Linked DNA regions of Homo sapiens: region 1 is linked to region 2. The links are chromatin contacts, found by Hi-C or POLR2A ChIA-PET in ENCODE. All regions are on one chromosome and are shown on one strand. Each heading gives the region's core, a stretch centred on a gene start or an enhancer-like site at or near the end of the contact. The rest is flanking DNA. Distances are from core to core; before and after follow the strand shown. Region 1 overlaps PALLD (palladin, cytoskeletal associated protein). Region 2 overlaps PALLD (palladin, cytoskeletal associated protein).

Region 1 (7,047 bases), core at 4,024-6,523, 45 kb after region 2:
CAGAATGGCTACTATAACAGACAAAAAATAACAGGTGCTGGTGAAGTTGTGGAGAAAAGGAAATGCTTATACACTGCTGGTGAGAGTATAAATTACTTCAACCATTGTGGAAAGCAGTATGGAAATTCCTCAAAGAACTAACTACAGAACTATCATTTGACCCAACAATCACATTACCGGGTATATAGCCAAAGGAATATAAATCATTCTACTATAAAGACATATGTATGCATATGTTTACTGCAGCACTATTCACAACAGCAAAAACATGGAATCAACCTAAATGCCCATCAGTGGTAGACTGGATAAAGAAAATGTGGCACATATACATCATGGAATACTATGCAGCCAAAAAAAACGAGATCAAGTCCTTTGCAGGAACATGGATGGTGCTAGAGGCCATTATCCTTAGCTAACTAACACAGGAACAGAAAGCCAAATACTGCATGTTCTCACTTATAATTAGCAGCCAAAAAATGAGAACATGTGGACAGGAGGAGGAAAACAATGGAAACTGGGGCCTACTGGAGGGAAGAAGGTTGGAGGTGGGAGAGGTTCAGGAAAAAAAAAAAACTGTCAGATACTATGATTTGTACCCATGTGACAAAATAATCTGTATACCAAACCACTGAGTCACAAGTTTACCTATATTACAAACCTGAACATGTACCCCTGCACCTAAAATAAAAGTTACAATATTAAAAAAAAATACCCAGATCCTTAGGTTGTTTCCAAATCTTGGCTGTTGTAGATAACACTACCATGAACGTGGGAGTGCAGATGTCTCTTCAGGATACTGATTTCATTTCCTTTGTGTATATACCTGGAAGCAGGATTGTGCTGGATTTTATGCTAGTTCTATTTTTTTTTTTGAGCAACCTTCATACTGTTTTCCATAATGGCTGCACCAGTTTCCATTCCCACCAACAGTGTACAAGGGTTTGCTTTTCTTCACGCCCTTGCCAACGCTTAATCTTTTGTCTTTTTGATAGTAGCCATTCTAACAGGTGTGAGGTCATATTTCATTGCTGTTTTGATTTGCATTTCTCTGATTAGTGATATCAAGTGCTTTTTCATGTATTTGTTGGCCATTTGTTTTCTTTGAAGAAATGTCTGTTCAAGTCCTTTGCCCATTTCTAAGTAGGGTTATTTGGGGATATTGTTACTGAGTTACTCAGTAAACTCAACTGAATTAAGTTTCTTATATATACGGATATTAACTCCTTACCAGATTTATGGTTTGCTAATATTTTATCCCATTTCTTAGGTTGTCTCTTTACTCTGTTGACTATTTCCTTTGCTTTGCAGAAGGTTTTAGTCTGATGCAATCCCATTTAACTATTTTTACTTTTGTTGCCTATGTTTTTTAGGTCATATCAAAAAATCATTGCCTAACCAATGTCAAGGTTTTTTTTTATGTTGTCTTCTAGTAGTTTTACAGTTTCATGTCTTACATTTAAATCTTGAATTCACTTTTAGTTGACCTTGTATGTGGAGTGAGGTAAGGGTCTACTTTCCTTCTTCTGCATATAAATATCCAGTTTTTCTAGTGCCATTTATTGAAGAAACTGTCCTTTCCCCATTATGTAATTTGGGCACCCTTGTTGAAGACCAACTGTCCATATATGTATGGGTTTATTTCTGGGTTCTCTACTATGTTTCATTGGTCTATATGTCTGTTTTTATGCAAGTATCTTACTGCTCTCATTACTGTTTTATAGTTCTCAGTGTGTCCAGATTTTTCACCTCCTTGATTAAATGTCTTCTTAGGTATTTTATTGATTTTATGCTATTGTAAATGGGATTGTTTTCTTAATTTCTTTTTCATATAGTTCATTGTTAGTGTACAGAAACACAACTGACTTTTGTATGTTGACTTTGTATCCTGCTACTTTACTGAATTTGTTTATCAGATTTTTTGTGGAGTCGTTAGGGCTTTCTATATAAAAGATCAGATCATCTGTGAACAGAGACTATTTGACTTCTCCCTTTTGTGATCTGAATCCCTTTTATTCCTTTTTCTTGCCTAATTGCTCTGGCTAGGACCTCCTGTACTATGTTGAATTTCTGATCTTAGAGGAAAAGCTTTCATTTCTTCGCTGTTTATGATGTTAGCTATGGGCTTGTCATATATGCCTTTAGTATATTGAGGAACATTTCTTTGATACCTATCTCGTTGAGAATTCTTATGAAAGGAGTTAATTTTGTCAAATGTTCTTTCTGCATCTATGGAGATGATCAGATAATATTTATCCCTCATCCTGTTAATGTGGTATGTCACATTTATTGATTTGCATATGTTGAATTATTCTTGCATCACAGGGAGAAATCTCACTTGATCCTGATGTATGATCCTTTTAATATGCTATGAATTTGGTTTGCTGGTATTTTGTTGTGGGAAAATATAATGTTATATGCATAGTTGCCTCCAACCTAAGCCAGTGCCTGATAAATGAAAGGCTTTGCACTCTTAATTGAACAAATTCCTTGGTTCCAGTACTTTACTGTTCATTGAAAGCCAGGAAGTACTGGGACAAAGAAATTATTAGAGTTGATAATAAAAGAGTAAACAGCATACTCATTATTAGCAGCGTACTTTCTCATTTTCCCTCCCTGATAGGACTTTAACTCTCTTCTATATATTTCAGCCCTAATGTACTTATCATATAGTCTTTAGGAACAAGAGAAAAGACCAAGTAGAATATGTACAAAACTAAAATAAATACAGAGACATTTCTTTTTGTTTTATTAGGAAAAGTTAGGAGGATGAGAAACAGTGAAATCTAAGATATTGTTCCTACAATATTTTGCTATGTGTATGGTATGGATGAATAAAGTGAAATATCCTTTATAATTATCTAAAAAGTATGTGAAAGTGAATAGATGATGCTGAAACTAAAAAATTTTATTCTAGATCAGTGCTTCTCAAACATTAATGTGCATACGAATCACCTGAGGAGTTTTCCAAGCACATTTCGATTCAGCAGGTCTGGGCTGGAGACTGAGATTCCACAATCACAAAGAGCTCCCAGGGAGTACTGATACTGCTGGTCTGCATATCACACTTGGAGTAGAAAGGTTCTAGATTACATAGACCGTCATCTTCATGCACCAGACTTATTTCCTAGTCTGGGTTCCTCTGGAAATATTTCCAGTGCACCAATCAGTTTGATGGAGTTGGATAAAGAGGGAGACTCAAGATTTACTTCACTTGAAAAGAATATTTATTTTCCATTTAAGGCTAATGGACTAATGGACTAAATATTACACATCTCAGCCCTTGGGATATCTGTGATAATATTTTTCTTTTCCTACCAATGTGCTTTTACTCTATACTTCTGCTCTGCTGGGTGGCCAATGGGACCTTGTCTGTTTACCAAGCCTAGTTCTCAGGTCTACTTTCCTTCGATATCTTTTCTTTCTTCCAACCTTCCAATCCAAACTGAGGTGGTGGTATTCCCCACCACCAAGAAAGGCATAGTTTCCATTTTTTCTCTACCAGTTCTAGTACATGCAATTAAATTTTCTGAGCCCAAAATTTCTCATCTCTGAAATAAGGAGCATGAAACTCTGTGCGTGGGTGCATATGAAGCTAATGAAATGGCACATAAAGTGTCTAACACAAAGAAGGAACCAAATAAATATCAGATTCTATCCCTATCCCACTTTTATTTTGTCCCATTCCAATGTGGCTTTGCATAATTGGAAATCATTATGTATAGACATCAGGTAAAATCTAGCACCAGCTTATATAGTACTCTAAGACCATCAGGTTTTTTTTTTTTTTACCTCGTCTTCAGTTTTAATTTAAAGCAATTAAAATTAATATATTCAGATTTCAACAAAGTGTAAGCATCCCTCTGCTGAACCACTGTATCATTACAGTGTGCGTTAAGAATGCCAATAGGCATGGAACAGATGCCAGATAACCAAGATGGTACTTTTACTGGGTCTGGCATTAAACAAAGAAATGTGTTCATAAGTCATCTTTCTTGGATCTCAACCAAAAATTGTTATTTTGGATTTTGTCATCTTTCCATTTAAATTTCTACTTAATCCTTCATTAGAGTATGTGTTAACAATCTTAATTTGTGTGATTGCCTTCATGAAAAGTTGGATATATAAAATAAATGTCACTTTTAAGGCATCTAAGGAATTGTTTTCTATCTTAGTCACCAAGTATGTCAGACACATTGCTTACAATGTCTTCTATTTCAATCTGTGGTTTGTTTCTGCCATCCAAAAATGAGTAAACTTTAGTTTCACCCAGCCGTGTTTCTGAATATGAACATTCAAATGTGGACCATGTGTGATGGAAAATCCTGCCATGGCTGAGAATATGGATAAACTTGAGGGGGACTGTTTGATGGAAAGTCATTATATAATGTATATTTTCTTTCATTCATTTAACAAACATTTATTCTAGGCCAATGGTGAGCAAAATATTCCCTCAACAAAGTACCCATGCACACACACATGAAGAAACTACACATTTATTTGGAATGTCTAGTAGAGTTCCCCCCTTTCTTGGCTATTTTACACCAGTTCCCATATAACTGGTTTATATAATAATAGTTATTTATGATAAAAATTTGACTAATTCTAACTGACAAGAAGATAGATATGTTTGTTTTGGAAACTATTTCTATTTGGTAATAGATTCCAAATGTATTGAATGGTCTCTAAAAGATGTAGGAACACAGGACATACTGCTCATGATGTACAACAAAAACAATAGTTTCAAAATTTTATGACATATTGCAGTTTATCAAGTGGTTTTATAACCATTATCTTGTTTAATTCTCACAACATCCTTATGAGTAGTGTGTGTGTGTGACCATGAGAATATATGAGTGTGAGTGTGTGTGTGTGTGTGTGTGTGTCCGTGTAGGAGAGGAAATGATTAACCCATTTCATAGATGAGGTGTAACCCATTTCATAGATGAGGTGTAACTAACAATGTAGCTTCAATTATACTGGCAGGTCACAGAAAAGAGATTTGCAACCAGCCTTATGCCTCTCCTCCCACCTCTCTCTACTGACCCACATCTTTTTATGAAGTAGGGATTGCAGCCATCCCACAGCTCATCAATGCTGTCATGTCTATGCACGAAGGCACTCTTAGATAGAAGAGAAAACAGAGGGGGGCCTGGGATCCAGTCCCCAGCGCAGGCACTGAGTGTGCCCCTGGCCCCATCAGTTTAATTCTGAGCGCTCAGGACAGTATGAGGAGCAGCCTGTCGTTTTCGGAGACACCAGCTGAGGGAGCCTGTGGACACAATACCAGTTGAAAAGCTCCCCAGCCCAGGGTGGAACCAAGCAGCCCACGCCTGCTCTTAGGAGCCAAGTTTCCCAAACAATGTCAGAGTTAGCTTGGGGAATCTTCTTAGTACTCTTAAGAGGCCAGAGCTGAGATTTCCACACAATGACATATTAAAGTATTGGATCCAGGGTCCTTTGCATTGGTAGAATGTCAGGAAAATAGCATTAGCTAGATAAACTTCTTTCCCTCAAACCAAATACAGTCGTATTGTTTACTATTATAGGTCTATTAAGGTTGCTGTTTAAATGTTACCAATGTCCTCATATTTTGGTAATTTTGTTCGAGTTGGAAAGAAATGTCTTGAGAAATTTTTATTTAGCCAGAGTGTTTGAGCACTTTAAGATATCTTTAGTATACTACATCGCTTCTCCAGGTCCTCAAGAGACCTAAAAAAAAAAAAAAAAAAAAAAAAAGGCTTTCTAAGCAGTGCCTATCAAGCTACTACTTCCGGCCCCACAAAAAAGAAAAGCTGAGACTCTTCACCCCTTGATTCCAGTATTCCCAAACTCCTGGTAAACCATTAGGAATTAGATATGCCCCAAATTTATGTAGCAACTCCCTTCTTAAGAATATAGAGAACGTTTTTTTTTACACACCTTGTTACACCTCACAATTGAGCCTCAACTTGAGATTCCCTTGCCCAGCAAAGTCCAGAATTCACCACTGTCTACATGCTGGACCCAATTCGTTTTGCTGTCGTTGATCACTAATTTGGGAATTGTGGGAGGGAGAGGAGGAGCGAATCCCTCTCTTTACTTTAGAACTGGTAAAACTGAGATAGCCAGAGATTTCTAGAACTGCCAAGCTAAAACGTAAGCTGAATCATTGTGCAAGTATGGATTAGAACCCAGTACTGGGTTTGAACTGTAAACCCAGTTTCTGATCATATGGCTGCCCAGTGCTCCTGGTGGCAGAGCTGATTGCTTCCTGGGTTCAAATGGGTCATGCTTTCCAGGGCACTCTGGACATCCATGGAACAAGCCTAATTTAAACATTAGAGGTCTTTCAAACCCTTATATACCAAATCATCATCAGTTCAGTCTCTCAATTCTGCATTAATTCTTTTGTGGAATTAAAAAATATTTTCTCCTGAATTTCCTTAAAAAAAAATCGAACGTTCCCTCAGGGCAAGGAGACATAGCTAGGGGTACCATGCGATAAGAGAGTGAGTAAAAAGGAAAAGTCTAGTATCCTAGACAGTCTCTTTGCAGAGCTGCGCTTCTGCTCAGAAGACATTTGTCAATGCCTAGAGACATTTCGGTTGTCACCACTGGGAGAGGGGTGTACTAGAGAGTAGAAGCCAGAGAAGCTGCTAAACATCCCACAGTGCCCTGGACACCCCCCGACGACAAAGAATTCTCCAGCCCAAAATGCCTGCAGTGCTGATGTTGAAGAATGCGGGTGTGTAGATATAAACAACAATCTGCTAAGCTTTCAAATGATAGCAGCTAGAAAGATCTTCAAGAGTCTAGGGATTTGGAAAATTCTGGCATCATGATAGTCAATCCCCAGTGGAGACATTCTTTGAAGACCACATAGGCAATCACTTGACCAAATGCCACCTAAAAATTGAAATATTTTTCACGTTTTGCTTGGTTTGCTAGAACACACCAATATACTTTCACCCTTGAAGAAAGGGAACTGTTTATGTCATTCAGTAGCAGGACTCCTTGGCTAAAGCAGCAGACAGCTCACCAGATTTCACTGGAAAGACTGCCCAAACC
Region 2 (7,063 bases), core at 1,438-3,937:
ATCTTATATCAACCAGCCAAGAGCAGAAATTCCTCATATTGAATCATACTTACACTACTAATGAGACTGTCAAGGTTTGGCTTTATGTTTACCTCAGATAGGCGTCCAAAAACTGTGATGATTGTCCAAACTCTCCGAACATCTTGAGTCTGCAAAATTTCGCTGGCAGTCTTGTGGGAAGAAGTTTCTTTTCTGCATGAGCCATAGTGTCTGCTTCAAGTCCTGGCTCAAAGTCAGACTACAAAGGCAGACAAAAATGAGAGGGAAATTTTTATCTAAGTAGTTCAAAGCTTCAAAATGGATGAAAGGTTCAGGAAAAGGGAAAGTTTATTTTCTTTAAAACCAGTTCAACATATTTGGTGCCTATGGCCACATTCATGTTTAACCTGTTACAGCAGTAATAAATTGAATTCTATCCCCCTTCAGGTGAGAATAACCAGTAAGGAAACTTTCTGTGACATATTTTATATTCTTGGATCTTTTCCCTGTTTTAACACACAAGAGTGGCAATACCAAAACAAGCTGTGTTTTTATTTGAATTGTGCTTATACATAGGCATCATAAGTATATACTGAAGTATTTGCTTAAGCAAGTAGGGTATTAAGTAGGATTTTAAAAATAAGTAGAAGCAAAACGGGAATGATAATTGAAAATGTATAGAATTATAAAATGTGCCTCATGATTTGAAGTATAGATCCAGGGAATTATTCTGAGTAAGTAAACAATCCACTTCCTTTTTTCTATCTGGAATCTAATAAAATGTTTTAAAGGCTTTGCCCTTAAAATGAAAAGGTAAGTATACAAAGAAAATTGAAAGATTTAACCGAATGAGAAATTGCTTAATATAATTCCTACAGTCATGACATTCCAAGTTCAGAACAATTTGTTTTAAATTTAAATAAAATAAAATAAAATAAAATTTTATTTTAAATAAATTTTAAATAAAATAATAAAATTCAGTCCATTTTAGCCATAGACCTTGTTTTTCAAATGACCTTATGATTCAGTTATTATACCTGCGCTCATTCTGTGACAGGTCATTCCAGAAGAGACACAATTGTACAAAGCTGAACATAAAATAAATCTTGGTTTCTTATTGAATTTTAAATTACATTGGGAATGCTTTTGGAATAATTCCAGACCTTAGGAGAAAAAACGTCTCCCAACTCTAAAGTCCCAGGTTCCATCTCAACGTTTCACATTCACCGGCAAAGGCTCCAAAAATAAATTACAGGCAAGCTTAAAAGATCAGAAAGGCTTTCCCATTGTGCAAGTGGGTGATTACCCGCGATTGGTGTCTGTTACAGTCATTGTGTCTTTCTCTAGGATTCTCTCTCTGTTTCCGAAACACATATGTTCCAAGTTTTGGATGCTACGACTTCGTGTTCATGTGGTTCAGAATTTAGCCCTCCCCCAGCCCCTAAAAAGGCTGATCTTATGGGCGTGAAAAACAGGCATTTCACAGATTTAGATAAATGTATAGTGTGTCATAAAACTAGCTCATAGAATTATAATTTGAAATTGTTAAGAACATTGTGAGTACCTACTACCTGAGGGATGAATTTCAATGGCACACCTTATTTTGTTTCATCCTTACTACAGCTGTGCTATCCCATTTTACAAATAAGGAAAACTGAGGCTTAGAGAAATTAAGTAACTTTTCCATAATTTGTCAGCTAGGAAATGATACAAGTTGAGTTCAGATCTAAGTTTTCAGACCCCACGTCAAGGGGTTTCAGCTTTAAAAATTACGAGTCCTGCCCGGGCGCGGTGGCTCACGCCTGTAATCCCAGCACTTTGGGACGCCGAGGCAGGGGAATAACAAGGTCAAGAGTTCGAGACCAGCCTGGCTAACATGGAGAAACCCCATTTCTACTAAAAATACAAAAATTAGCCACCCGTGGTGGCGCACCCCTGTAATCCCAGCTACTCAGGAGGCTGAGGCAGGAGAATCGCTTGAACCCGGGAGGCGGAGGTTGCAGTGAGCCGAGATGGCGCCACTGACTGTCTCAAAAAATAAAAATAAATAAATAAATAAATAAATAAATAAATAAATAAATAAATAAAGATGCTTTGGAAAACCTAAAGGTTGTGCAAAGGCCTCTCACAATTTCTTTTCATAGTTAATTTATGAAAATGCAACACACAGTCTCATCAAAGCTCAAAATTATCTTTTTCATCCCCGTTGGTACCCTGTTGATTCTTCCAAACTAAAACACAGCTGCATATAATTCAGATTTATTATACTTTATTTTATTTTTTTAAATAATTTCAACTTTTAGATTCAGGGGGTACACGTGCAGGTTTGTTACATGGGTATATTGCGTGGTGCTGAGGCTTGGGGTACGATTGATCTGGTCACCCAGGTATTGAGCATAGTACCCAAGAGTTAGTTTCTCACCCCCTTCCCTTCTCCCTCCCTCCCCCTTCTAGTAATCCCCAATGTCTACTGTTGCCATCTTTATGTCCATGTCATACTTTTTTATGATGTAAACCAACTATAGTGTAGTCCAAGACCTTAAAGGCACCTGAAGCTGAAAAAGAATGTTAATTATGGCACCGTATTATGACCAAGTCATCCCAGTCTGTGCTGCGACATGAGCCCTAACGATTTTCTCATTAGCAGATGCTCTAGCTGGTTTCCATGAAGGCTTTCCACAGTGACTTCCATAGTCGTCATAGGCGACTACTATCAGATTCCATCTCAACGTTTCACATTCACAGGCAGAGGCTCCAAAAATAAATTACAGGCAAGCTTAAAAGATCAGAAAGGCTTTCCCAGCATGCGAGTGGGTGATTCATTTGATTTGTGCCTGTTACAGTCATTGTGTCTTTCTCTAGGCTTCTTTCTGTTTCCGAAACACAAAACTACAGAAACCACCTCACCCTCTTTCTGTCCTTAGGGTTCATGCTAATTATGTTTTTACTCTGAAACGGGTTTTAGGATTGAAGGGCCATGTCGAATGGTGATAATTCTATTTCAGTTAGACAAGAGCCTGGAAAAAAAATTATTTTAAATGAGTTTCAGTTTGCGCATTTTTTTAAAAAAAGAGCAAAAAGTATGCATGTATGTTTGTTTTTACATTCTTCTTTATTTTTATCTTCTTACTTTGCTTTTTAATGAGTCATTAGCATTGGAAAATGAAAACAATTTTTCTCTAGCCAAGAAATATTGCAGGTATTACACATTCTCCTACATCAAAGCAAAGGCACTCCAAGCCCCCTTTTTAATGAAAAGAGTTTTTAGCAGGTGGGAAGAAAAAAAAAAAAAAGCACTTGCTCCTGAGATGATAAAAAGCCATTTTTCACTGCAAAATTATTAAATTAGCTGTAAGGAGTTGGAGTTTGTATTTGGCATTCCTTCTCACCTCACCCCAGCCTTCATCTCTCATTGCATTTTTGTGGAAGGGTTATAGATATACTCTAAATTGTTGACCTATCATGGAGACGGTAGTTAGTCTCCAAATTCCCTGTGGGCAAAGATGATTGCAGCCTCCCTGCTAATAAGTACACTTCAGTTCTATGAAATTTATACTTAAAAGAAAACAATGGAAAATGTGGCACAAACACATTGTCATATTTACGCAGATATGTTGACTCACTGTTACTTAAGCGTCAATGAATTATTCAGGGCTCAAGATGGGGATAAATATTCAGGGAGGTAACTGCACTCATTCTTTATCTGTTTGTGTTATTCGGGTTTTTACTTGGTTTCTTTATTTTTGCTTTTTTCTCATATGAGAAGTGTTCAGATGACAGCACATCCAACAACAAAATTCAGCCCCCATCCTATAAAAACGTCCTCTCTTAGACTGTCTTGTTAGTTGTGACATATTTTATTGTAAACTAAAACTAACTGGGAATTGGGTTGTATTTATTTTACACTCTCACTCATTTTATTTATTTATTTATTTATTTATTTATTTATTTATTTATTTATCTGTTGAGACAGTCTTACTCTGTCGCCCAGGCTGGAGTGCAGTGGCATGAGGCCCAGGTTCAAGCGATTCTCCTGCCTCAGCCTCCTGAGTAGCTGGGATTACAGGCGCTCGCCACCACACCTGGCTAATTTTTTTGTATTTTTAGTAGAGACAGGGTTTCACCATGTTGGCCAGGCTAGTCGCAAACTCCTGACCTCCAGTGATCCGCCCACCTTAGCCTCCCAAAGTGCTGGAATTACAAGCATGAGTCACCATGCCCAGCCTCTCTTACTCATTTTATAATAGATCCAGTCTTTAAAGAAATATAAGCCATTTGATTGCCCAATTATATGTTGCAAAAAAATAAAAATGTTGAAAAGTGTCCCTTCCAGTCAACAGATATTTATTGAGCACCTACTCAGTGAAGACACTGTTCAGGATGCCCAGAATACAGGAGTGAACAAAAGAGACAAAAATGCCTGCCTTTTGAAGCTGACATTTGAGTTGCAGAGGTGAGGGGAAAGTGGTGGTGGATCTACCCTAACATTTGCGTTATCACTATGTGCTCAAATTCGTATGTGTATGTTTCCCAAACTGGTCTCATCATCACAAACACACACATACACACACCTTTAAGGTTATACTGCTGTTATCCACGTTTTGCAAGTGAGAAAACTGAGGCACAGCAAGGATAAGTAATGTGTCAGTCACCCAGGTAGTGAATGACATGTCCAAGACTCTAGCCTGAGCAGTTTGTCTCTGGGATCTGTGGTTTTATGGTAACTAAAACCGCCACTCATGGCTAGACATGGTGGGTTGTGCCTGTGGTCCCAGCTACTCGGGAGGCTGAGATGGGAGGGTGACTTGACCCTAGGAGTTCGAGGCTGCAGTGAGCTATGATCATACCACTGCACTCTAGCCTGGGCAACAGAGAGAAAAAAGAAAATTTTTTAAAATAAATTAAAAAAAAAACTGCTGCACCCTATTAACAATTATTGTGGCAGGTTTTTAGTGGCAAAGAATTCTGAAGTACTTTGTTGAGTGCTCCCACCTAGGAAACTAGTCTTTTACCTAACTTGGCACTTTATATCAACCACAACCACAATCCAGCAGTTTCCATAAACAGAAAAATTATACCATGACTACTTATGTAAAGCTATATGTAAGGCTCCCTATATATTTATGTAAAGCTCTCTCTCTCTATATATATATATATATGGTTTACATGTTTCTCCCAGCTAACCTTTCCATATATATATATATATATATATATATATATATATATATATATATATGGAGAGAAAGAGAGAGAGAGAGCTTAGGCAGATACCAACCTTGGGTGGGAATCTTTCACATCCTTAAAAAGGTTTGGGCCTATCTGATGGCCTTGTTGCGTCATTGCCCTCTACGTGGCTGGACCCAGAGCAAGGGCCATTTCCAGACAGTCTCCACCAGCCCACTGGATTCACCTGGCTCCTCAGACCTCTGCCTCTTCCATTTCCGTATGACCTAATCACCTGCTGTCTTTTGATATATTAAGATTTTGTGCCACTCTCCTACTGAGATGGACCTTAAATCCTCATGAGCTGATACTGTCTCGTCTACTTTATGAGAAAGTATAGCACAGTAATTAAGAGCACAGCCTCTGAGCATGTCAGCTAGGACCACTTCCTAGCTCCATCATTTGCAAGCTGTGTGACACTGAGAACGTCACTTGCCTTGTCTGACCCTCATCTTCTTCATTTGTAAAATGGAGACGATACTACTGTTGAGAGGAATATATGAGTTAACAGATAGAAAGTAATTAGGATAACACATGACACCTAGTTGATAGTATATAAATTATATTTATCTTTTTTTTTTTTGGCATCTTCCCTCTCCACATAATCTCGTCTCAACTGCAGGGACTACAGTTAAGTTTAACTGGGCTTACTAGGCAAGATGTGGTACTAAATGGGCATCTAGTTTAATGTATAAAACACAATCTCTGTAAGTTTTCCTCTATTCTGCCTCCGCCACAGTTGTAAGAGAGAGACATTTCTACCTCCATAATGGTGTAGATGATTGAATGCAAATGGCAGGAGGGCAAAAAAAAAAATTAAATGAAGTAAATGAAAATGAGCTAAATGTTTGAAAATGAGCTACATATTTAATTATATTAAATACTGTATATTATACCCTGTCCCAAGAGTCTGAGTCATCATTTGAAGGGTACCTTCCCACAACCAGCCAAGCTGGGAAAAGATACCCCACCTTATAGACACTATTGGCTCCCTCCAGCCTTTCGAAAAGTCTTAACAAATACTAAATCTGCAGACTGCATTTCATTGCTAAAGTCTTACAAAATTTTAGTTCTCAGCAGAGACATTAGTATCTTTGGGGAAAAAAAACCCAAAGGAAGAGATCCTTCTAGTTTTGCTCACTCATTAAAAATGTGTTGAATAATGAATGAATTTGGTGTATTTGTGTATACATGAAGATGTACTCACGTATATGCATATATAGAGAATATTTGCCAATAATTGTTTTATATATATTCTTTCTCCATTTTTACTGCCTGAATACTGAAAACAAATTTCTTGACTTAATTCTACAAGGCAAATATCACATAATCTGCTATGCCAAATGTCATTGATAAATCATGTATTTATCTGTGTGAATGTGTTCCAACTTTTAAAATTAGAAACTACATGTTCTGTTTATACTTTCTCTCACTGATATATACTGATTATTAGATGATTTGAAATTTAGTTCTAAGTGCACATTTCTGCATATCCTGCAGTGTTAGCAAGATAAGAACTTGACTTATTTGTCCATTTCAACAAATATTTTCAGTACCTATTATATGCCTGGCATAGGCCCTGTGGATATCAAAATAAGTAAATGCTGTCTTGCCTTGAGTAGTATAATATTGCAGCATAGCTCATGGTCCTGGTAATTCTTGAGGTTAATGTGTGTGTTAATTACCTATTTATAGGTGTATCCATTAATGGAAAACTTCCCAGGATCTACTAGGCATTTAAAGATGGGAGAGTGAGCTTGTTATTATAAATAAATTAAGCCAACCATTTACTTAGAATTTTTTATCCTAATTTAAAATACAGATAAGATTATATGACTTTTAAAAATCATCTTGAATTACT

The links. A loop is a pair of places that touch in the nucleus more often than their neighbours do. ChIA-PET counts read pairs that join two places held with the same protein, here RNA polymerase II (POLR2A). Pooled maps may share reads with other maps.
Region 1: a loop to region 2 is called in a map of PC-3, with 2.1 times the contacts of the local background. The contact joins two enhancer-like sites. A Hi-C loop is called at or near these places in 1 of 168 maps with a recorded cell type or tissue (PC-3), 1 of 37 single-sample maps with no recorded cell type and 1 of 50 pooled maps. POLR2A ChIA-PET finds 5 or more read pairs at or near these places in 4 of 52 experiments (AG04450, H1, HCT116 and 1 more).

What each region holds. Positions count from the first base shown.
Region 1 is chr4:168,580,443-168,587,489 of GRCh38, forward strand. All of the region lies in intron 2 of PALLD (palladin, cytoskeletal associated protein), which reads left to right. All of the region lies in intron 1 of LOC124900807 (a long non-coding RNA gene), which reads right to left. Among named protein-coding and RNA genes, the nearest start is that of PALLD-AS1, 65 kb to the right of the region's middle. Within about 2 kb of position 5,274, at least 6 of the 41 ENCODE cell types and tissues checked have a DNase peak (open chromatin) inside an H3K27ac peak, as active enhancers do; they include HCT116 and PC-3, where a contact is called at or near this core.
Region 2 is chr4:168,537,549-168,544,611 of GRCh38, forward strand. All of the region lies in intron 2 of PALLD (palladin, cytoskeletal associated protein), which reads left to right. It overlaps LOC124900807 (a long non-coding RNA gene), which reads right to left. Exons shown (of 2, transcript XR_007058359.1): 2 at 1-238. Among named protein-coding and RNA genes, the nearest start is that of PALLD, 44 kb to the left of the region's middle. Within about 2 kb of position 2,688, at least 4 of the 41 ENCODE cell types and tissues checked have a DNase peak (open chromatin) inside an H3K27ac peak, as active enhancers do; they include HCT116 and PC-3, where a contact is called at or near this core.